Linked DNA regions of Mus musculus: all the other regions are linked to region 3. Evidence: chromatin loops called from intact Hi-C (ENCODE). Cell type or tissue: left cerebral cortex. All regions are shown on one strand.

What was found. Peaks named below come from ENCODE experiments on the same cell type or tissue, not always from the same donor. Only the 100,000 strongest peaks of a DNase experiment are listed, where the experiment ranks them.
Region 1: it touches region 3 in a loop (2.3-fold over the local background); 9 of 42 quality-filtered maps call a loop at or near these places.
Region 2: a loop joins it to region 3, with 2.0 times the contacts of the local background. A loop is called at or near these places in 10 of 42 quality-filtered maps.

Annotation. Positions count from the first base shown.
Region 1 is chr13:45,826,279-45,828,778 of GRCm38, reverse strand. All of the region lies in intron 3 of Atxn1 (ataxin 1), which reads left to right. Among named protein-coding and RNA genes, the nearest start is that of Atxn1, 140 kb to the left of the region's middle. In left cerebral cortex, no CTCF peak of the experiment used is centred here; DNase peaks (open chromatin) are centred at 998 and 1,393; H3K27ac peaks cover 467 bases.
Region 2 is chr13:45,870,542-45,873,041 of GRCm38, reverse strand. The region is part of intron 2 of Atxn1 (ataxin 1); the gene reads left to right. Among named protein-coding and RNA genes, the nearest start is that of Atxn1, 93 kb to the left of the region's middle. In left cerebral cortex, no CTCF peak of the experiment used is centred here; DNase peaks (open chromatin) are centred at 800 and 1,533; H3K4me3 peaks cover 752 bases; H3K27ac peaks cover 787 bases.
Region 3 is chr13:45,960,618-45,963,117 of GRCm38, reverse strand. The region is part of intron 1 of Atxn1 (ataxin 1); the gene reads left to right. Among named protein-coding and RNA genes, the nearest start is that of Atxn1, 3.1 kb to the left of the region's middle. In left cerebral cortex, a CTCF peak has its summit at 1,178; DNase peaks (open chromatin) are centred at 214, 1,017, 1,102 and 2,393; H3K4me3 peaks cover 2,497 bases; H3K27ac peaks cover 1,001 bases.

The DNA.
Region 1 (2,500 bases), 130 kb after region 3:
AGTTGTTAGCTGCTGTGTAGGTACTGAGAACCTGAGTCCTTTCTGAAAGAGCAGGGAACGCTCTTAACTAACCACTGTGCCATCTCTCCAGCCCACGAGTATGTAGGTTCACTGCAAATCCTGTCATTTTAACAGAAAAGATCTGGACACCTGTGGTTTTAGTCTCCATCAAGCAAAGGGGCCAGAATCTGTCTTCCTCAGATCCCAAAGGAGGAGGGAATGTTCGGGTGTCGAGGGACCAGGAGTGAGGGTTTTATAGGTGCTATTGTTGCTTCAGATGAGCTACAACAGACTCTTTAACTGTTAATTTTTACAGTAATATGCAGGTGGCTAAATCATGATTCTAGTGCCGAAAATGTTTTTAACTGCTTGTCATAGGCTGAGCCTCGTGCCAGGCACTGGGGGGGGGGGGGGTTAACCTCTGCAAATGAAGAGTTGCTTCTTGCCAGGTTTGTGGAGCATAGCATATGAGTGAGCTCCAGGTTCGTGGTAGTAGATCCTTGAGGCTTGCATTCACGTCGGTGTGAGTTGGTTTTTGTTGCTTAGGGGACATTGGGACACTTATGTGTCTGGAGTATGTGATAACTGGAGTTCTGAAGAGGAAAGTCTGCAAAGACGACACCAGGCTTGTAAATCTGTCCTTCCAGTGTGTAATGTTTGCTTGGGAACTGGCTGACGTATGTGTACTTGGCATTTTTATTTTTTATTTTAGTTTTTCTCTCTCTCTTTTTTTTTTTTTTTTTTTTTTTTTTTGAGGGCAAAGCTGCTATTTTTACCCCCCCTAGTAGTGTTCTGATGACTCCTTGAGAATGTGGTTGCTATAGGAAGCACCAGCTGTTTCTTCCCTGGGTCCACGTCTTAGGCATATTTTTGTCCCCAATTTCTGGCATTATGCCCGCCTGGCATTTAGTAGGTCTTTGGCAAATATTTGCTGAATTACGTTTGCCGGATGGAAAGGCTTGCTGGGTGTGTGGCTCCTTCTCTGTGACAAACCCCTTGCCTCTCCAAGAAGGAGATTCTTAGCTTCTCAGCAGGAGCACTGTGAGTCACACTTGGCCTGGCTGACTCAGCATGGTCCCAGAGTCTCTAGCCCATTCAGAGCAGCCAGTTATCCTGGAGCCACTGAGGATTCTCAGAGTGAAGATGGGTATTGCACACACAGGTTAATATAGAGATGTGCACTGGAAAACACTAGCTCATTGAGCAGAATGGAAAAAAATGTAGCATGAATATAATAATTAGGTTGGGGCTCTGGGCAACCCCAAGCCTTGCTCTGGGGGTTGGGGTGGGGTGGCGAGTACTCTTTGTTTCCCTCACACTGCCTCTCCTCTGCCTTCATTATAGAGTCACTGAGAAGTGACTTAAGGTGAACTGTGAAAGGAGAAGTGCACTTGTGTGATAGATGTGGGAGTGGGTGTGGGAAGGTTGTTCCAGGCATTAAAAAAAAAAATTCCATCAAAGAGGCTTGGCTGGCTTTCCATTTCCAGTAATTGCTGACAGTTTTTATTGTTTAACGTTTTTTTCAAAGTGTCCTCAGCACCTCAGGATGTTCAAAACTCGAGCGTTTTCATGGGAGCGGTTCTGCCAGATGATAAGAGATGAGTTCTGTGATCAGCAGCAGAAGTGGAGTTGGCAGTCCCAGTGTTGATGGGAATTTAAATATACAGGAGTCAAAAAAATTCAGTTCAAGTTCAACGGTGAATGCGCCCCAGTCCCTTAGGGTACACGGCAGTAGCTCGTTCTGAATTGGTGGCAGATTGTGTTGAGTTTAAGCCCTTGTTTTTGCAGTCTTTCTGTCAAGGTCAACATGTGAATGGTGACTTTCAGCTTTCTTGGTTCTTGTAGTCTTACCCACTGCTTACACTGCTAAAGTGTTTGTGGATCAAGGGTCACGATTGTCATAAAAATAAAGACTCTGCCCTGCTCAAGCTGTGGTGCGGGATCTATATGACGTGAAGACAGGTCTCTGCCGGAGTATGACTTCATACTGACACAAAACAGTGGCTTCTACATTTGGATGATATATAAACGCCATGGACTCTACCCTTCTGTCTGACTTTAAACTATTTGGTGATATAAAAGCAACCAGATTGCTGTGCGGCCACGACCACCACCATCTCCCGATCCGTGATGGCTGATGCGTATGCCAGCTTGATGAGATCTAGACTCACAGGGGAGATGGGCTTAATGTATGCCTGTGGGGGTATTACCTCCATTAGGCTAATCAAACAGAGAAGGCCTTTCCACTGTGGGTGGCACCATTCCCTAGGCTAGGAACTTGAATGTCTACAAATAGGACAATAAGTTGAGTTCAAGCATTTATCGCTCTCTGCTTCCTTACTGTGGATCTATATGACCAGCTACTTCAAGCTTTTGCTGTCAGGAATCCCCTACTGTGATAGATTGTACCTTGAACTATGACCAGGATAAGCCTTCTCTCCCATAAGTTGCATATGTCAGTGTGTTTTATCAAATTGACAGGAAAAGAAAGTAAGACAAG
Region 2 (2,500 bases), 90 kb after region 3:
GGCCTGCGCTCAACCGTGCTTGTGTCAGTAATGTTAACGCATCTCTCTGATGCTAACCCAGGCTGCCTGGTTGGAGATAGGTTTGGTGATGTTAACATACCACAGTGCCAGAAGTTCCTTGCACCCCAACTTAAATTCATAAAATTCATTCTACCTTCCCTGGGAACTCTTTTAAAATAATTTTAATATTATACTTTATTCACTTATTTAATGTTAGTTAGTGTGTGTGTGTGTGTGTGTAGGTCAGAGGATAATTTTTGTGTGAGGCAGTTCTCTCCTTCCCTCCTGCGGGCATTTGAGGGTCCATGTCTTTGGTCACAGCAGCCAGCGTCTTCAGCCACTGGCTGAGTCCTGAGAGAGCTTTATTCCTGCCTCTTGCACGCTCATGCATGTGATAAAAGTTGACTGCCTCAAATATCACTCTTTTCCTTTTAACTGTAAATTATCTGAAGAGATGAAAGAAGGGAGAATCTGTAACGAGTGCCTTTGATTTGTGACCTTGGCCCTTAGTTCTCCGGAGTCACAAACCTTCTTTTAAGACTTTGTTTCAGTAGAGGAAAAACCTCCAAGCAAACCTGTGGTTATCATCGTTGCCTTGATCAACATGGCCACGGTTGACTGCGGGTTAATCTCCGGAGGGTGAAACACAGTTGCTGTCTTGAAAGGCCATTGGTTATTTCGAGTCACCAAGGATGTGGGCAGACATTCCTGGAAGAACATTCTGCATAGTCACCAGTCTTGGTAACTCCGGCCGTCAAGACCCATCTCAACTCTGGTCAGAGGTAGCTCTCCCCTGGACCCATCTTGTGCCTGTCTACTTCACACCCAGCCTTGGACACTGCAGTTTTGCTTTAAGATCTCGGTAAAAACAGGAGCTAAGGTTTCTAGTATCTTCTTTCCTGCTATGTCATTTTGAAATTGAAACCGAAAGCCAGGAGAGAATTCAGAGCTGCTCAAAGCAGGCTTGTTAGCATCTTCAAGTCGTTTTTCTTGGAGAGACCTCATTGAGAAAATTATCTGTTTCTTTAGTAGCTTTGACTTCCAAGTGCAGGATGGCAGCCGCTTCCCAGGATCAGATTCTAGGACATCTGCCTGTAACCAGAGCCAGGCTTCCAGCCCGTGCGCTGCTTCGGGGTCTGCGTTGCACTGAACCTTTTGACTGAAGGAGTTTTATTAATGACATCAAGGCAAAAAAAAAAAAAAAAGTTGTACTGAGTTATAACATTAACTCTCGGGAAGTGTAAACGACCTCTGACCCTCCCCTAGCCCATGTCAGCAGCCTAGATAGAGAATACCTTTATGGGTTGAGCTGAGGGTTGCTACAGAAAAACTGTGTTTCCGTTGCCTGTGGCTGGGAGTAAGTTTAGTGGGGCCTTTATAAAAAAAAAAAAAAAAAAAAAAAGTCTGTGGTTGAATTTTTGACTTAAAGCTGTTTTGAAATGCCAAACAGCCTGAATTCTTGGGAAACTCATTTGAATGAGACCAGCTGTAACTTAAGAGTGTATATATGTATCCCTACTGTGAAGATCTGAAATAGCCCCAAATTTGAAGCTTTTAGAACGGCAACCTGCCGCAGTAGAAAAATCCCAATGAAGCCTGTTTTGTGAAGAAAATTACTTAAAATGTTATATAAGATGACATTCGGCAGGATAGGTGCGCTACAAGTTGTATATGAATACAGGCTTGCTTTTGCGCTCAGATCATATCCACCAGGTACTCAATTAATTTATATGTAAGTATTTTTAAATCTTAAAAACTCTGAAACCTGGATCACTTGTAGTCCCAAGCATTTCCTACTCAGGGTGGTCAGCCATTCTATCCCCACCGAAGCCTTCTTTCAGGGTGAGAAACCGTCTGAAGATTTGGTGCACATCTTAGACTCATGGGTCTCAACCAAGGCATCTGAAGACCATTTTTGATGGTCACCATTGGGGACAAGGGGTAACCAAATTTGACTCTGGCACCAAATAGAGACCAGAGGTCTGCTGAACACCTACCTGCCAGTTTAAAGTTTAGGGCCACCAAATTATCTGGTCCTGAATGCCACTAAGTCTGGAGTTAAGAGCCCTCCTTTCAACTTTTTCCCTGCCCTCATTTCCAGTTTGTTTTAGTGGAAGATAAACTACAGTCCTAGGAGAGAGTGGAGAAGAATTGCATCATGGCGCATGTTTTTCTTTTGCTTCAATCTGATTGTAATTATACCCTGGTTCTTCTGTCTTGATATAAGAAAGCATATAGCTTGTTTCTGATTTTATAGCACCCCACTTTAGACTTTTAAAGAGAACTTGGACTTTCAAATCATTGGAATTCAAAACAAAACAAAACACTACAACACTTGTAAAAGTTGCACTGTGTTTTATATTTTGGTACCAACATGAGATTTGGGGGACAAACAAGAAAGGAAAGGTTGTTGTAGTTAAACAGCTATCTGTTTGTGTGTCTACTTAAAAAGGGTGACGTTAACATGGCTGACCTCCACTGTCAACTGGACGTACCTGGG
Region 3 (2,500 bases):
AAATACTTGGGGAAGGTTGGGAAATTGCTGAAGAGTAGTAAGGGCGGAAAAAAAAAAAAAGAAGCCAGTCGGAAGCTGGTTATATAATGCGCTATGTGGCTAACAAGAAAGGCAAGCTATTTTTATTTTGTTTACCGTATGTTGTGCAGTAGGAACTCCTCCAAACTGGTTCTGTCCCCGAAGAGGTTTCTTAGTTTGTCAGAGAGAGAGCCACAGGATACAATTAGTAAAATTAGAAGACCCCACACCACCTACAGAATAAAAAGTAATGCTTTAGAGTTCTCACCTCACATTCTGCCTGGTATGCAGGGGAATGTGTGTATGCCCTATGTTTCCCTGTAGCAACCTAGTAGTGTCATCTCAGTGACATTTCTGTTTTATAATGCGAGCTCTTCTTAATATTTAAACAGCACTGCTATAGATCGTAGGCAACAAGGTAGTTACATGCTGGGTATTTTTAGGCGCAGCTGGTTACTTTTTTGCAATAGTGTTTGCTAAACCGTGTCCAGCTTTATGAAGAGCCCTGCCATTCCTAGAAGCCTGGGTTAAGCCTACCCTCTGGTTTACTGATGGTGGGTGGGTAGCTAAGACAGTTTGATAGCCGAGGGTTTTTATTTTTATTTTATTTTTGAATGAAGCTTATGCCAGGGGAAGCTAGAGGTAGCCACCAGAGAGAAGAAAAAACATGCGCAAGAACTCTTGGAAAGGGATTGCACCATAACAGCTTAGCTGTGGCATTTAATCTCCTCTGATTGTCCTCTAACTGGCCACGCATCAGTCAATATTTTAGCAGCTTTGCAAATAAATTGGCTTGAACGCCACCTTCCACATAAAGCTGAGGCTGAGAAGCCTCCTGCCTGTCTGCCTCTCTCATCATAGATACTGTCTGTGGTGTTAGTTTTCTGTACACTTACTCCAGCCCTGATCACTCATGTAATTAGATCAGGTTGCCATGGCTACAGACAGTGTTCCTTGGCCCATTCAGGTGGGTTTGCCTGAACTACTCCAAGTGTTTTATGCACAGTATTTGAGCTGCCCCGAACCGGGAGGGGAGAGACTTCACTGTTTCAATTGCTGTCTTCTTTCAGTCAGGAGACACTGAATGGGGCTTCGAGCTACTTAGCTTTTCTAAAGGGAAACCAACACGCTGTTCCTACTGGGGACAGTATGTAAATGCATCTCCCCAGATAGAGAAAGGAGCCTCACAATCCTGCTGGTGTTCATTGTGAGCAGATCAACAAGTATTTGATACTTGCTAGAAACCTTTCAGAGCTGACTAAAGCAACATTTTCTTTTTCAGTCTAGAGCCTTTGGCCTGGTAGGCACTTAACCCTTTCAAGTGTGAGAGGACAGCACACCCATGCTTTATAATAGAAATTGCTGACAGTGTTGGCTGGCTTTCTAGATGGTTTACATTATGAAAAGGAGATGACTTATCTGGCAAGCCTATCTCCACTGTTACAGTTTTAAACTTTACAGTCTACATTATAAAAAAAAAAAAAAGGATACTGACAGTAGGCAGGCATTGTGAATATTATCTTCCTTAATTTGGATCTGTTGCTCCTGATCTTTGATATCTTCAGAAGTAATTGAATATATATATATTGCAGCTAAGTGAGAGATGATACAAGCCATTCTATTGCTTGGAGCTTTACACAGTAAACAGTTTGTATGATACTACGGGTATAATTTAATGAACGTCTAGAGAGCTGCACTCTAGCACTTACGTTGGGCACCACCTTAAGCCTACTAAGGACAGAAAGATTATATTATAACTGAAAAGATAACAGAAAAGTAGCCCAACATTGCTCAGACAGTCCAAATGAAGGGGAATGTTTTAGGAACTTTGAATGTGACATGATTTAGTTGTGACCCTGCCAGTCAGTTTACAGTTTTAAAGCCATGTAGCTAAATCGGTTAAAATAGAAGAGAGAAAGACATATAAAGAGACACTCACCCCCCCACACACAAATCTCTCACCTCTCCAGTGCCAAGACTGAGAAAGTTGTGCAGTTTTCTTCCCAGGGGGTTTCTCAGTTTCCCCTGGTTACTGAGTTTATGTGGTGGGCACATTACTGTGGCCTGGTCCAGTAAAAAAAAGTATCACTGGTCCAGTGAAAAAAAGTATCACTGTGGTTAAAACGAGCTATTATTTCTGAGAGGCGAGTTCATGTGAAACCAGGATCTAAAATAAGAGGACAGAAATTTTAAGTTTTATCCACACCTTGGAGGGCCTCGATTCTATTCTGCGACAGACAGAGAAACGGCTTGACTTGCAGTTAGACGTGGGCCTGTGCCTTTCAGTGTACAAATGAGCTCTTGCCAAAATAAATACGAGAAGTGTCTGTACTTGATGGAGAACTGGAAAAGGCATCGTGTCCCTTCCCCCAGCCCCCATTTCGTTTTAAGAGGGCTTGGCAAGCAGTGGTATTTTGTTAGAAATAGCATAAAGAGACTTCAGGCCTCCCAGTTAGTTGCCTTTGAGAGAAAGATTAGAGAA